2 separate regions of the Homo sapiens genome follow, and region 1 is linked to region 2. Evidence: chromatin contacts called from ENCODE Hi-C or POLR2A ChIA-PET data. All regions are on one chromosome and are shown on one strand. Each heading gives the region's core, a stretch centred on a gene start or an enhancer-like site at or near the end of the contact. The rest is flanking DNA. Distances are from core to core; before and after follow the strand shown. Region 1 overlaps MS4A15 (membrane spanning 4-domains A15). Region 2 holds the start of SLC15A3 (solute carrier family 15 member 3).

Region 1 (4,722 bases), core at 734-3,233, 180 kb before region 2:
CCAGGACGTTGGCAGGGCCTGCCAGTCCCTATAGACCCCATGAATCCATGGATCCTCTGAGCCTTCCCCAAGATAGGCATCAGAAGGAGCAAGGAGGCAGCCTGCAGGGTGAAGGGGAGGGTGCAGGACTGGCGGCAGGGGGACTGGCTCCAGGCACAGCTCTGCTCCCAACTAGCCGCATGACCTTGGGCAAGTGGTTCTCACTCGGGGGACCCCCTTACTCTAGAACTCTGGGCTCACCTTTCTGTGGGTTTTGGTCCCCAGGATGTGGACAGGGGCTATCTGGCCGTGCTTACTATCTTCACTGTCCTGGAGTTCTTCACAGCGGTCATTGCCATGCACTTCGGGTGCCAAGCCATCCATGCCCAGGCCAGTGCAGTGAGTACCCCCACCCCCACCCCCACGTCCACTAAACCTGAGCTGAGCCTGTGTGGAAGGCAGTTGGCTGGGAGCGCGCTCTGCCTCCAGACCCCTCCCTCTGCACTCTGGGAAGCAATAAGAAGAGACAGCGCTAGGAAGGGTGTCCCATCCATGTCAGGGGGCCCAAAGAAGTCTTTGGGCTGGGCATGGTGACTCACACCCATAACCCCAGCACTTTGAAAAATGAGATGGGAGGATCTCTTGAGCCCTGGAGTTTGAGACAAGCCTGGGCAACATAAAAAGATCCTATCGCTACAAAAAAAAATGTATTTTTAATTAGCCATGTGTGATGGTACGTGCCTGTACTCCTAGCTAGTTGGGAGGCTGAGGCAGGAGGATCGCTTGAGCCCAGGAGGTTGAGGCTGCAGTGAGCTATGATCACACCACTGCCCTTCAGCCTGGGTGACAGAGGAAGGCTGTCTCTAAAACCAAAACAAAACCAAAGACGTCTTCGCAGGTCAGTGAAGACAGGACTGCTCTCCCCGTGGCACTGGGTGCACCAGCACCCACAGGGCCACTGCTCTGTGCAGCCCCACAGGCAGCCTTGCAGAATAGAAGGCCCAGGCTCAGGGCATGGGGGCAGTGCTGCACCCAGAGGAGTGAGACTTTTTGGAGTTCCCAGGCCACATGGGAGACAGGGGCATCAGGGAGGGCAGCATGATAGAGATGGAAATTAAGCTTTGATTTCCAAAAAAAATGGAGGACAGTGATGACAGAAAGGGGCTGGAGGGAGTGTTCAAGGCAGGGGAACCAGTTGGAGCAAAGGCTGCCTCGGGCAGGCAAATGCAGGCCACAGGGTGGGGTGCCCTTGGCAGGTGCACGATGGGATGCATTGAGGGTGAGGGGATTGAAGGTCTGAGCAGGGGAGTGAGCTGGTTGAGGGAAATCAGTCAAGAGGATTTGTCCAGTGCCGGAAGGTGGAGAGGGTGGACAAGCGGGGCTCGAGGCCAGGAAGCTGCAAGGAGGCTGGTGCCACGGTGCAGGCAAGAGAGAGCGAAGTCCTGAACCAGGCCAGGGCAGTCGGGAGAGAAAGAACAGCAGAGCCGGACGTGGTGGCTCATGCCTGTAACCCCGGCACTTTGGGAGGCCGAGGCGGGCAGATCATCTGAGGTCAGGAGTTCAAGACCAGCCTGGCCAACATGATGAAACCCCGTCTCTACTAAAAATACAAAAAATTACCTGGGCATGGTGGCAGGCGCCTATAATCCCAGCTACTCGGGAGGCTGAGGCAGGAGAATAGCTTGAACCCAAGAGGCGGAGGTTGCAGTGAGCCGAGATCACGCCATTGCACTCCAGCCTGGGCAACAAGAGCAAAACTCTGTCTCAAAAAAAAAAAGAAAAGAAAAAAAAGAACAGCAGAACGTTAGCGCCTGGAGAAATGGGACTTTTGTCTGTTTTGTTCACTGCTGTACTCCCAATGCCTGGATCATAGCTGGCCCCAGTAAATGTTGTTTGAAATATTGGTTGCACGGAGAGCCCTGAGCATGCGATTCAGACTTGCGGAATTCAGTACCAGGGCGCTGTTCTCAGATTACCCACAAGGGGGCACTATTGAACCACTACCCTGAAGCTCCAGCGTCCTCCAGGACGCTCAGTGCTGTTTTCTTTGCAGCCTGTGATCTTCCTGCCAAACGCCTTCAGCGCAGACTTCAACATCCCCAGCCCGGCAGCCTCTGCGCCCCCTGCCTATGACAATGTGGCATATGCCCAAGGAGTCGTCTGAGTAGCAGATGTGGCACCTGCGGGTGGAGTCCAGCCTTTTCCCTCTGGGCCCAGCCTCTCCCCACCCCCACCTTGTTCATCAGGGGCCAGCCCCATCCCAGCTGCCCTCCCTCACCACATCTACACATACTCCGGCATCTGAGTGAAGTGTCCCCAGGGACATCTCTCCCACACTTTCCCCAGTGCTTTCTTTCTAAAAGACACCGGGCTGACGTCAGGGGTGTGTGTCCTTCAGCTCCCTGAGCCCTGTCACCCTTCCAGGACACCCACCTTGTGCATCTAAGCATTTCTCTGCTCATTGGGGAAATCCTGGCCTCATTGGAGACTCAGGTTCGAGGCCTGCCCTGACCCTCGGGCCTCGGGAAGGTCAGAGAGCCCGGAATCCTCCAGAATGGAAGAGTCTGACTCTGGCATTCCACAGAGGTGCCGATACCAGGCCAAGGCCTCACAGCAGGGTAGTGGCCTGGCCGCAGGTCTCCTGGCCCCAAGATCAGCTCTGTCCTTTGTCATCTGTTGCCACATCCATGGAACTCAGGTTTCCTATTTGGAAACTAGAGTGTTGAACCAGATAAGGTTCATCAGGCCCTTCCAGCTCCCCAGGCTCCCTGAAGTCCTGGGTCTAGGCCAGGCATTGTCCCCCTGCTTCCTGGAAACCCTCATTTTCCTTGTCTGTAATATGAAGTCAGCATTGGCCCCGCCCCCCACCCCCTACCATCTCCCAATGGAGGGGAGGTTGCAGGGGAGAGCTGCCGCCAGCCCACTCCTGAGGCACCACCACAGTCAGCATCGACAGGGGCACAGCAGTGGCAGTTTGGGACCTCCCTGTGCCTCTCAGCACTCCCTTCCCCACCCCCATAGCCCAAGGACAAGGCTACCACAGAAGGTTACCACAGGACCTGGGCTTCGTCTCCAGGGGACAAGGAGACACTGTCAGCCTGGTGTTCACCAGGCCTGGTAGATGAGATGGCTTGTCTCATCCACACCACAGAAGGAAATAAACCATGTGGCTTAAATTTTGAGCTGGTCTTGTTGCAATGACTTTTTCTTTTTAACCTCAGGGGCTTCCAAGGGTCATCCCATGTTTATCAGAGGACCTGGGTAACTATCCCACTGTCACAAAAGGGCACCTCTGGGTGCCTCGCTCTGTGTGGTGTAATCCTTACACTTACTCTGTCCCCATCTCGGTTCAAACAAACATGCCTTCATATCCCCACTCCACAACTAAGGACACTGAAGCTTAAAGGTGTTAAATTATATGCCCAAGGCCACCGAGCTAGTTAGGAGCAAAACTGGGATCCAAACCTAGTTCCATGTGACGTCAGAGTCCGTGTTCTCACCACTTGGTCTCCCCTTAGTACAAACCTAAGTGCTTCCCACCAACCCCTTTTCCTCCTTCCTTCTGTTTCTTCATCCCCAAAACTAAGGCAGGGCTGCATTCCTCAACACACTCACTTCTTCTTCACCCAACAAACTCCCCCTCCTCCTTTAAGGCCCTATTTAAACGTTGCCCCTTCTGTGAAGTCTTCCCAAAGGAAGGGTGGTCCACGTGGTAGCTAAGTGCCGTGACCACAACACTGGAATGAGGGTGGGGCAAGGGAGGTGCCATTCAAGGGGACATTCACTCTCAGGATCATGCCAGTGCAGAGTTGGTGTAAGGGGTACAACAAGCTTTGGCTTTTACAATCAAGAAAGGAGACTCGAGGATTTAGAGCTTTCAGTTTAAGATCATTAAGTATAGAGTTGGAGGAAATGTACTTGAAGATTTAGGACCAGTTTTCTTGCCATATAAAGGAGACTAGAGACATTTCAGAACTGAGGGGAGGAGTTGGGGGAGAGAGAGGGAGAAAAAGAGAGAGGTTAGCCCCAAGCTGGGATTGCTTCCCTCTCTCCTCTGCTGACCAAATCCCTCAGGAAGTGTGTAGGCCAAAAACCACAGGTCCATTAAGAGGAATTAGAGACTACAAGGTCACTAGAGATGTCCCATATTCAGACAGCATGGAGCCACAACATAAAGATGGCTGGGGACTGTGCCTGGTGACACAATAGTCCTGCATTCCCATGTAGTGTATCAGTCCAAGCGTGAGAAAGCTCTCTGTGTTTCCTGAGCTGGCCAGTGGCCAGATGTGCAATGTGGATTACGTGAGACTATAACTTTATAACAAATATGAGCAGCAAATAAGAGTGGGGACAGTGGCCACCACTGAGAGAACAGCAAGGACAAACTATACCTCAGCAGAGGCTAGCAAGGACAGATGAGGGCTAAGGGCTTATGGACTGGAAGTCATTGGAAGTGACTGAGTTATCCTCAATTGGCAAAATTAAGTTTTCTACCACTACTGAGAGTAAATGGGAGGTAGAGATATAATTTCTGTGAAAAAGAACGCTGAGAACTACAAAATGTTACTAAGAGAAATTAACAAAGATCTAAGTCAATGAAATGATATCCTATGTTCATGAACTGAGAAGCTCAAGTTTGTTAAAATGGCATTGATTTTCAAAATTTATCTATAAATTCAATATGATTCCATTCAAAATTTTAGCAGTTTATTTTGGGGAAATTGACAAGTCAATTCTAAAATT
Region 2 (5,021 bases), core at 806-3,305:
AGGCAGCCCATTCAGGATATAAATGAGTTCTTGCCCATGTGGCTCCAGCTAGTGAAAGGCAGAGCTGGGATCTGAGCAAGTCGGCCTGACAGCCTCTAGCACTGCTGGTAGGAAGAAGCTGGCTTGCTCCTGCCCTGCCCGCACATCCCCATAACACACAGAGAGGAGGTTCATGGTGGGACCTGGAGTCCAGCTGCCTTTACTCGGCTCCTCGACCCTCCATGTCACCTTGGGCAAGTTGATTAATGCCATGAAACCTCTCAGTGTCTTTCTCTGTAAAATGGGCATAATAATTCCTACTTCCTGGGTGGTGAAGAGTATTAAATCAGTTAAACAGTGAAAGTGCTTAGCATAGGGCCTGCAAGTAGCTCAAAAAAGACCAACCTGCCTGGCGTGGTGGCTCATGCCTGTAATCCCAGCACTTTGGGAGGCCTAGGCAGGTGGATCACCTGAGGTCAGGAGTTCAAGACCAACATGGTGAAACCCCACCTCTACTTAAAAAAAAAAAAAAATTACAAAAATTAGTTGGGCGTGGTGGCAGGCCCCTGTAATCCCAGCTACTCTGGAGGCTAAGGAGGGATAATCGCTTGAACCCGGGAGGCTGAGGTTGCAGTGCGCTGAGATCGCGCCATTGCACTGCAGCCTGGGCGACAGAGTGAAACTCCGTCTCAAAAAATAAAACAAACAAAAAAACAACCATGGTTATTCCCACTGCGGTTGCCATCGGTTTTGCAAGGGCTAGCCCCCCTCTTCTTTCAAATCAGGAAACTAGTGCAGGCAGGGGACCTGGTTTGTCCCAGGTCACGCTGGGGGCCAGCCCTCCTTCCCTCCACACCCGCCGGAGTATGCCGGGGCAGGCCTCCTGCCACTCACCTGGTCGGCACCGAAGGAGGTGAGGTTGCTCCGGACGGAGCTGGCGGCCAGGCCGAGTAGCAGCAGGCCCGCGTAGAGGACGGGCGCGCAGTAGGGGCTGGGCGAGGAGCGCGGGCAGCCGGCCGAGGGGCAGGCAGGTCCCAGCGGCGACGCGGGCATCTCTCCGCAGAAGGAGCTGCGGCCGTCGGGGAAGGCGGTGGCGGGCAGCAGGCCCGAGGCGGCCAGGTAGAGCAGCAGGCTGAGCGCGACCGCGCGGTAGCGGCCCAGGTACACGTCGGCCAGCCAGCCGCCCACGGGCGCCAGCAGGTAGGAGGCGCCCAGGAATACCAGCGCGGCGCGCGTCGCCTGCTCGCCGGTCCAGTTGAAGTTGGTGCTGTTGAGGTACAGCACGAGGTTGGCGGTGACGCCGAAGAAGGCGGCGCGCTCCAGCATCTCCACCAGCAGCACGGCCGCGCCCGCCGCCCGCCGCCACCGTCGAGGGCCCCGCGCACCGCGAGGCAGCAGCGGCTGGCGCTCCCCGGGCACGCGGGGCTGCTCCCGGGCGCGCGGCGCGGGCATCCTGGCTCCGGGCTGGGCCCCCCGCGGCTCTTCTCTCCTCTCCTCTCCCCGCCTCAGAGCCCTGCACTCCTGCCCCCGGGCCTCGGCCCTCTCCCCCACCCAACTGGCTGGCCCTCCTTTCTCACCGCTTTGGCCCACCCTTCCCTCCTGTCCCCTCTCCCTTTCTTGCCCTACCCTTCCTGTCCCTCCGCTCACTACCCGGACTCTACCACCTCCTCCCTAATTCTCAACTCCCCTCTCCCTTCCCCCACCCCTAAGGCTTCCTCCCCGCGCCTCTCCTGCAGCTGTTTCTCCCTAACTCTCCCCTCTCCTCCCTCCACCTTGACCCTTCCTCGCACTCTTGTTCACACTGCGACCCTCCCTGCTTCACTTCGCTGCCCCTCCGCCTCCCTTTCCCCTCCCCGTTTGTCGCCCCTTCCTGTTGTCCCCTCTCCTTATGACTCCTGGCCTGCCCTGGGCGTGGGGTGGGGGCTCCCTCTGCCCCAGTCACCCTGCTGCCCCTTGCCGTCTTCTCCACCTCCTCCCTGTCCCCCTCACCCCCACTGCCTACACTCCCCTCTCAGTCCCCTGCAGCCCTCCCCCCAGGCTCAGCCTCTGTCCCTCTCTCGGCTTCTTGAGAAACTCTGGGCTCCCCTCGCTTCCCCTTTCACAGGCCCTATCCGCAGTCCCCTGCCTGCATCACATGGCGCTACTGGGTGTTTAGGAGAAGTGAAAGCCTGGGTCACAGGGCTCCTGCCCGGTCAGCTTTCTAAAAACCTCCCTCCTTCTCTACCTCTGCCTCCTACCCCAAACCCCCGCTGCTGGCCTCCTTAGAGCCAAAAAATTCCAGGAGGAATTTTTTCTTTCAGTTTCATTTCTCGCCAGGATTCCACTTTTGCTTTACCCTCTTCCAATCAAACTCCACGCCTCCACCCGAGGCGCCACGGGTAGAAAGAAGTGGAAAGGCTACCTGCATCATTTGGTCACACTCAGCCATTTCACAGATGCAGAGACAGACCCAGTGGGGCTAGGGCAGGAAGGTGGAGAAAGATTGGTTCCTGGTAACTGAACTAGGGGTGAAGCCCTGCCCCGGGCTCCTGAGTGGCAGGGAAATTCACAGCGCAATTCGGATTGCACAGAGGCTGCTGTGAGGAAGGAAGTGGGGCACTTTCAACAAGCCTGCGGGCCATAGAGGACCACAAGTGAGTCGGGATTGAGAGGGACACCGACCTCAGACTAAATCAGAGTCAGCCTCAGAACTCCTAAGCACCAGCCCCACCCTGACCTAGGAGCCCGGGGGATCTGGCCTCTGCTCTCCTCTGATCTCATCTCAGCCCCATGTTCACTCAAGTCCAGCCAGCCGGCCTCCCAGGTTCCCCTTCCATGCTAAGCTCCTCCCTGCCTCAGGGCCTTTGTCTTTGCTGACCCCTCTGCCATAACTGCTCTCCCTCCATATCCTTGCATGGCTGGCTGCTTCTCTTTATTGAGGTTTCAGCATATATGTCTCCTTTGTAGGGACCTTCCCTGATTTTCCCATCTAAGTAGTTTCCTACTGGATTCTCAGCATCCCCCATCACATTGTCTTGTTTTAATGTCTTCAGAGCACATATTACTTGTTCAGTTAGCACCAGTAGAATAGGCCCTCCATCAGATCAGAGACCTTTTCTAACTCTTCACTGTTTTATTCTCAATGGCTTCCCAGTGCTTGGCAAATAGTAGGTGCTCAATAAGTATTGCCTGAATCAATGAATGGAAAGAGTGTCCCAAGGCAAAATTTGTAAGAATAATAATATCAGGAAAGCTAAAGCTAAATAAACTGAGTCTCACAAAAGCTATAGATACCAGCAAAAAAAGCACTATAGATACCAGCAAAAAAGCGAGGGATTTTTTGTTGTTGTTGTTTGTTTGTATGTTTGTTTTGAGACGAAGTCTCACTCTGTCGCCCAGGCTGCCATGCAGTGGCACAATCTCGGCTCACTGCAACCTCCACTTCCTGAGTTCAAGCAATTCTCCTGCCTCAGCCTTCTGAGTAGCTGGGATTACAAGCGCGTGCCATCACGCCTGGCTAATTTTTGTATTTTCAGTAGAGATGGGATTTCACCATGTTGGTCAGGCTAGTCTCAAACTCCTGACCTCATGATCCACCTGCTTCGGCCTCCCAAAGTCCTGGGATTACAGTTGTGGGCCACTGTAAGTTTTTAACATGTTAGAGAAGCCAGGCCAAGAGGATGGTGAGAAAGCAAAGCCCTCCATCCCAGGTCTTCCTGCAGTCACTGCAGTCAGGACCATGTGCTCTCGTGAGGTGGGCAGAGCCTGGAGGAGAGAAGAGGAGACTTCAATGGAGCTGCACCATCCCTCGACTTGGAGGAAGCTTAGGTCATCAGCTGTGACGGTATGGTGACGAAGTTCAGATCACATCAGATCCAGCTCCTTCCTCTCTTGGCAAGATCACTAGGCTGGCAGATGAGCTCAGACTTAGCCCAGAGAGCTGAGTCTTACCCAGAGAGCTGAGAGAGTGCTGGCCTGCCATCGGTGATGTTCAGCGGGTGGTAGATGAAGGGAAAGGCTTCTAAAAGCAGTGTGGCCTGCAGAGAAAAACCCAGGAGAGGAAAGTAGCAAAGAAAAGAGGAGTGCAGCATCTTTTTTTTTTTTTTTTTTTTTTTTTTTGAGACAGAGTCACACTCTGTTGGCCAGCCTGGAGTGCAGTGGCACGATCTCGGCTCACTGCAACCTCTGCCTCCCAGGCTCAAGCAATTCTCCTGCCTCAGCCTCCTGAGTAGCTGGGATTACAGGCGTGTGCCACCACGCCCGGCTAATTTTTGTGTTTTTTAGTGGAGATGGGGTTTCACCATGTCAGCCAGGCTGGTCTCAAATGCCTGACCTCAGGTAATCCATCTGCCTTGGCCTTCAAAAGTGCTGGGATTACAGGTGTGAGCTACCGCACCCAGCCCAGCGTCTTTCTTACTGCCCAGCCTCCATCTCCAAGGTACCAGGGGGCCAGGTGCTGGGCTGGTTCACTGGGGAAAGTCCTGGGGACACATTTAGCTGGGGAGAAGGTAGGGGTGACTTGCCTCTTGCAGATAGGGGAAGTAATGTTCCAAAAGCGGACATGACTGTCACCCAGGGCACGAGTCACAACACTGATGACCAGTGGGAGGGAGCTGGAGAGCAGAATCTTAGAACTGAGGAGCCCCAGAGCTGGTGGGCCATGGCCGTGACCCACAGGTCTATGTGGTTTGGCTCTGATAGTGTTTAGTTACATGGTGTTTAGTTTTTGTTGTAGCTTCTGTTACTGTTTCTCTTTTTATTTTTTTATTTTTATTTTTTTTTGAGATGGAGTCTCACTGTGTCACCCAGGCTGGAGGCTGGAGTGCAGTGGGGTGACCTCGGCTCACTGCAACCTCCGAATCCTGGGTTCAAGAGATTCTCGTGCCTCAGCCTCCCGAGTAGCTGGGACTACAGGTGCCCGCCACCGTGCCCAGCTAATTTTTGTATTTTTAGTAGAGAAGGGGTTTCGCCATGGTGGCCAGGCTGGCCTCAAACTCCTGACCTCAAGTGATCCACCTACCTCGGCCTCCCAGAGTGCTGGGATTATAGGCATGAGCCACCGT

The links. A loop is a pair of places that touch in the nucleus more often than their neighbours do. ChIA-PET counts read pairs that join two places held with the same protein, here RNA polymerase II (POLR2A). Pooled maps may share reads with other maps.
Region 1: a loop to region 2 is called in a pooled map, with 4 times the contacts of the local background. The contact joins the enhancer-like site here to the promoter of SLC15A3 in region 2. A Hi-C loop is called at or near these places in 8 of 37 single-sample maps with no recorded cell type and 7 of 50 pooled maps. POLR2A ChIA-PET finds 5 or more read pairs at or near these places in 2 of 52 experiments (BJ and GM12878).

The regions. Positions count from the first base shown.
Region 1 is chr11:60,773,573-60,778,294 of GRCh38, forward strand. MS4A15 (membrane spanning 4-domains A15) reads left to right here. Exons shown (of 7, transcript NM_001098835.2): 6 at 265-378; 7 at 2,033-3,161. The coding sequence ends at 2,143. Among named protein-coding and RNA genes, the nearest start is that of MS4A10, 9.4 kb to the right of the region's middle. RefSeq lists enhancers at 868-1,499, 1,500-2,129, 2,130-2,759 and a silencer at 1,866-1,985. Within about 2 kb of position 1,984, at least 2 of the 41 ENCODE cell types and tissues checked have a DNase peak (open chromatin) inside an H3K27ac peak, as active enhancers do.
Region 2 is chr11:60,950,121-60,955,141 of GRCh38, forward strand. It overlaps SLC15A3 (solute carrier family 15 member 3), which reads right to left and starts at 2,056. Exons shown (of 8, transcript NM_016582.3): 1 at 874-2,056. The coding sequence starts at 1,431. RefSeq lists silencers at 1,339-1,498, 1,819-2,048 and an enhancer at 2,229-2,368.